2 separate regions of the Homo sapiens genome follow, and region 1 is linked to region 2. Evidence: chromatin loops called from intact Hi-C (ENCODE). Cell type or tissue: Caco-2. All regions are shown on one strand. Links, peaks and the distances in the headings refer to the core of each region. The heading gives the core; the rest is flanking DNA. Region 1 has its middle 200 kb from the start of GRASLND. Region 2 overlaps LOC107985847 (a long non-coding RNA gene).

Region 1 (2,918 bases), core at 150-2,649, 260 kb before region 2:
AGCTCCGTGGGCTGGGGATCAGGGCGGCTTGCCCTGTGCTTGGCAAACTGCCCCCCGACGGTCTCCATGCTGCCAGGGAGTCTTCAAGGCTGCTTTGGGGGAAAGTAGGGACCCTCATCTTATATTTTATTATTATAAAATTATTATAAAAATACAAAAATATATAATATATAATAATATATATTATTATATATGATATATTAGAATACTATATAATATATTATATAATAAATATATAAAATATAAAAGTATTATAAATAATTTTATAATTAGACTTCTATGCAGGACTGTGTTTTGTATATGCAAAACAGATTCAACAGATTTCTTTAAAAGTTTAAAAACTCTTGAGTTATACTGATTTCTTGACTTGATGCACACAGAACAATGACTCAACTTGGAGAGGTGAAGACATCTCCCAGGTCACCCAGCTGCAGACAGTGCTCTGCCCCTCCCAGCAGGACTGTCACTCCTGCCACCAAACGACGACTCTTCCTTTTTAGGTATTAGTGGCATGTAATTGATGGATTCCTTATCAGGGTCAAAATGAAAGCTGAACCTTATATACATACAGGTGAGAAAATATTTTTGGAACCCCAAAATAGTCATTTTGGAAGTATTTCCATGACTACCTGGAAAACAGGTCGTTTCAAAGATTACCTTAAAAAAAAATCTATACGATAAGAAGTTGAAATATTGCAGAAACTTCAAATCCTGCCTTATTTAAAAGTTAAGGTGAATTAAAATAGTAGTGATAGAATTGTTTCCTAAGATACAGGGCAAATGGGAAATAGGCGTAGATGCCAAATGTTTCCTGTTTGAATTTCTAGGGCGTTAAAGGAATCAGGGAGCTATGTTGTTGAACGTGTCTGCAATGTCAGGTGAACTCTGGTGAGCCTGGAGCAAACAGGATTCTTTTTCACAATGCAGGGCAGACAGAAGAGTGAGGCCATTTCTCATTTCTCACTCCCCGCACCCCATGGTGACAGGACCTCAGCAGTTCCATCTGCAGGTGCCAGCTTCATTGTGGACAGACTCTGCTCTAAGGATGCCTGGTCTCAGTGTCCTGTGTTTCGACGGAGGTGCCCAGGGACAGCTCTGACTTCTCAGAGTCCTGGGTGGAGAGGGCCACCTGTTGTTTAGTCTTTTCTGGCAGGGCAGACCCATGACCAGGCTGCTTTGTGCCAAGCCAGGGGGGTCTTTGATTTCTTTGTTTCTCAACCAAGCAGACATTTTCTTTCCTTTTATTTATTTCTTCCTATCCCTGGCCTCTCATTTGATTTTTTGCTTGTTCAGCACAGCAGTACTTATTCCCTGCAAAATGAATTGATTTCTCCTTCCAGATGTTGGAAATATGAAAGTAATCTTGGCCCTACAGAGAATTGTCTTTGAGAAATCACCCACTTTGTCCTCAACAGCAGGTGTCACTGTTGTAGCAGAAAACCCTGCTGCTTCCAGGGCCCGGGCCAGCCCAGAGATATTTTTACCCAAAAGAGAAAAGGCCCAACATGAGATTCAAACTTGGCAAAAGAAATTCCAAAATGAATGTGAAACCTCATAAAAGGCTGTAAATTATCAGCGTGTCTTTAAACGCTGAGCCCAGGACTTTCAGCACCCATCCCTTGGGAAGAGAGACCGTGGGACTGGTCCCAATCTGCAATCACTCATGATCTCATCCATCCTGCAGCCCCAGGGCTGCTGTCCTGGCCTCACAAGGATGTAGAGGAGCAGTGACCGAATCCCCTCCTTGTCTCCTGGACCACAAGCCTCAGGGGAACACAGGGAATTTTGCTGTGCACGTGCTGGTGTCTGGCGCTCCAGGATTAGCTCTCCTGAGGACACTTTCAGCAAGAAGCTTGTATGCTGGAGCTCACAGGATTACGTGGTTTGCCCAAGGACACTCAGGTCATGAGTGGTGGAGCTAGAAGGAAAGCCATCTTTTGCTAGGCCCCACTGTTTCTTCTATGTATCTGGTATAGCTTGGACCACAGGGATAATGTGGTGGATGTAAACATGACTTCTCCCAGTTCTCTATGCAGAATACAGCATTGTTAAGTGAACCCAATTTAGATTCCCTTGTGGCCAGGGCATTTGGTGTGGCTGGGCCAACACCACTGGGAAAGGTGGTAATGGTTTCGAGATTCAAAACTATATTTCAAAATGTGCTTTGTTCTTTGCAAACATGGTCATTCACTTAAAGTTCAAACATCATGAAATACAAATAAGAAGTCAGAATTTGTATACCTTTAGGTACACAGGAAAACTGCTATGTCAGTAAATTGGGCCTTGACATGCTAACATACAGCTTAGCACATGGCCATAGAATTTAAGTACAGTGTGTTCACATCTGAATAGAGAAAACAAAAGAAATGAAGAAAAATTGGGAGAGCCTGGAGCTGGAGACCAGATGGGCATACAGCATGATCCATCATCTTCTCAAGCAGCGTCTCTCATCCCCAGCAAGGCCTGTACTGAGGGCTGGGTTGGGATTTGGGGTTGCTGTTTAGCAGAGTGGCTTATTCTTTTTTTAAATTTTTTTATTTTACTTTAAGTTCCGGGATACATATGCAGAACGTGCCGGTTTGTTACGTAGGCATACATGTGCCCTGGTGGTTTGGAACATGCCGGTTTGTTACGTAGGCATACATGTGTTATGGTGGTTTGGAACGTGCCGGTTTGTTACGTAGGCATACATGTGCCATGGTGGTTTGGAACGTGCCGGTTTGTTACATAGGCATACATGTGCCATGGTGGTTTGGAACGTGCCGGTTTGTTACGTAGGCATACATGTGTTATGGTGGTTTGGAACGTGCCGGTTTGTTACATAGGCATACATGTGCCATGGTGGTTTGGAACGTGCCGGTTTGTTACGTAGGCATACATGTGCCATGGTGGTTTGGAACGTGCCGGTTTGTTACATA
Region 2 (2,918 bases), core at 139-2,638:
CCCTGTTGTTCCTAGAATCTGCTGCAACCTTTGAGATGATAACATCCAAAATGTTTTTGCCCCTTACACTGCCTTTTTTGAAATTTCAATGATTTTTTTTTTTAGCTGAAAGACAGAATGACCCATTGCTGATGTGGAGGTTTTGGTGTGTTCTCATTAGGGAAGTGGTACAACCTCTGAAGACTCACATCATTTCAGAGTCTGAGCCTTGAGTGGTCTTCCCTGCTCAGTGGAGAAGATATTGCTGGAAGCTGACATACTTCTTTATCTCCAGCACATTTCACTCCTGCAAATTGGCTTCCTTATGTTGTCATCAGAAATGACCATTCTCATTTTTTTTCGGGGCATTCTCTTCACCTGGAATGTCTTCCCTGATGGACCAAGAGATTTATCCAAAATCACCAAAAACTGTCATCAGAATCAGCATGGCTTTCAGTCAAAGACCTATCTGGCAGGGCACCCTGCCTCTCCTCCAGGCTCCCACTCCTCCCGTCAGATGACACCTACCAACAACTGATCACTCCACCACCTTGGCCTTGAGATTCGTGGGACTCAGGCCCTGCCCTTAGAGGTTGCTATGCTGACTCTGTACTCTGTGTTTCTCAGAGGTTATTTGGTGACTGATAGCATCAACTTCATGTCCACAGGCTTGTTGAGTTCACACCTAGGGTGCCTGGCTCTCATTGTGTTTGCTGTAATAAATAATCACTGGGTTCTTACTGTATCCAGCTCTGTTTTGGGAAATGAGGAAACAGATCATGCTAAGACTGGACCATATCTTCAAGGAGTTCAGAGTCTACGACACCTCTATATGCAGTGGGGCATGCATAGGAGAAAAAGAAATATTCTGTAAGGACAAAGAAAACAATTTCATGACGGCACTGAAGATTTTGATCTCTCAAATAAAAACACTCCATTAAAGCAAGGTATAATTATTTGGAGTCTAAAATAATTTCATATCATAGAGAAATATTATGCAGCAAAGATGGGCAACTGGCAGAGGAATGCATACAGATGTGTACCAAGAAACACCATATATCTCTACTGCATGTGGTGCAACATTTTAATCAAGTCAAAGACTCTCATGCTTGGGTTAGAATCTGTTGGCATCCACACCTGTGAACGTGACTTGTCATGGTTTCAACTGAAAAGATAGCGGCCCAGGCCTGCCTGGGGATGCACTTTTTGGGTGATGGTAAATGTGCTTTTTGTGCGAGCAGATAGCAGCCTTGCCCTCTGTGTGTGCATACCTCAGACTTCTCTCTCCAGAGGACTGGAACTTGCGGGGCATATGAGAAGACCCAGGCTCTCAGAGCAGCAGCAGCTGTCCTGGGCTCTGAGCAGAGATTAGCGAGGCTCAGGCTGCATTCCACAGCCTCCACCCCCTGTACTTCTGGCAGGGCGCAGTCCTACCTTTCAAACACACACACACACTCAACTGCAGGTGAGGAACTGACATTGCCCTGGGAGTTTCTGTCTTTGCAGAGGAATATTTTGAAAACATCCACTCTTGCTTTCTCCACACTCCCATCCAGTGTGCCTGGCTTCTTCTGCACAGTGCATATTCTGGCTCTTTGCCAGAGGCCTGGAAAATCCTGCCAGGCAGCCGTTCACGCAGTTGCCCCCAGGGGCAGTGACTGACCAGGAGTGAGACACACCACTCTCAGCCCAGCTGTCTGCTCAGCGCAGCTCAAAGCACTTGTACCTTGAGGGAGAGAAACCCAAGCCACACGTCCTGACAGACTGTCACCTGAGTCCCTTGGAAAACACAATCAAGAGCTTCCTGCCCACTCATGTCCCGAGCTGGCCGGGCTCAGTAGATGCTGTGCCGCCAGCTCCTGGCTTAGCCGGCCTCCCTGGTGCGTCTGCCCTCAACTCTTTGTGCAGCTGGAGTCCCAGAAGGGAGTAATAATTAAAGAAAACTTTGTAAATGTTCAAACTGAATAAAACTGTTGTTGTTGCTCATGGTTCCTTTTCTTCCTTTTTTGCCATCTGGAGCCACAACCTGTCCGGTTTGCAAGCCCAGATCCACGTCCTGTTTCCTCCCGTCACTTGTCTGTCGATCCTCTTCACTGGTGGTTCTCCGCAGAGAAGGGATTTGCTGGTTATTTTTGTCCCCTCCCCTGCACGCCAGAGCCCTGCGAAGCTCGTCACTGTCCTGGCTCCAGCGCACCTCCTCATCTCCCTGCTTTCCATATGCTTTGAAGATATTCCTGCCTCTACCGCTCGTTTGCAAAGCCATGTGGCATGTGTGTGCGTGTGGCTGCCTGGGTTTCTTGTCATTGCCACTGAGAAACTGCCCATCTGAAGGGCCAGAGGGCCATCAGAGTCAGGCTCTGCCTACAGCCCTGGCTGCTGTCTCAACTTTAAAATATATATATATTTTAAAGTGACAAAGGAAATGAGTGGATGAAGAAAAAGTAACAAAATAAAAATCACACTAATCTTAATGAATTAAGGCTTCAAGTTACATAGACACTGCAAGAAAGTATAAATCACCCTGTCTATGCAAGAGTAAAACCAGTATTAAGCTAAATCATGTCTTCCAAAAATATATGTGAAAGTCTTAACCCCAGAAACTCAAAATGCAACCTTATTTGGAAACTAAGTCATGTTACAGATGTAATTAGTTAAGTTAAAATGAAGTCATCCTGGAGTGAGGTGGGCTCCTAATACAATAGAACAAGTGTCTTTATAAAAAGAAGAAAATGTGAAGGCAGGTGTCCACAGAGTGAAGACTATGTGAAGACAGCTATGTGGGGATAGAAGCTGAGATATGAGTTGTGTATCACAAGCCAAGGGAAGGCTGGGGCTACCAGTAGCTGGAAGAGACAAGGAAGGAGATTCCCTTAGAGGCTTCAGAGGGATTATGACCCTGCCAGTGCCCTGACTTGACTTCTAGCCTCCAACGCTGTGAG

The links. A loop is a pair of places that touch in the nucleus more often than their neighbours do. Peaks named below come from ENCODE experiments on the same cell type or tissue, not always from the same donor. Only the 100,000 strongest peaks of a DNase experiment are listed, where the experiment ranks them.
Region 1: a loop joins it to region 2, with 17 times the contacts of the local background. A loop is called at or near these places in 4 of 110 quality-filtered maps.

The regions. Positions count from the first base shown.
Region 1 is chr2:7,117,794-7,120,711 of GRCh38, forward strand. No RefSeq gene overlaps it. Among named protein-coding and RNA genes, the nearest start is that of GRASLND, 200 kb to the left of the region's middle. In Caco-2, for the core only: a CTCF peak has its summit at 1,406 (motif pointing right); no DNase peak of the experiment used is centred there.
Region 2 is chr2:7,376,690-7,379,607 of GRCh38, forward strand. LOC107985847 (a long non-coding RNA gene) reads left to right here. Exons shown (of 3, transcript XR_001739269.2): 3 at 1-1,965. Among named protein-coding and RNA genes, the nearest start is that of LINC01871, 350 kb to the right of the region's middle. In Caco-2, for the core only: a CTCF peak has its summit at 1,641; a DNase peak (open chromatin) is centred at 1,662.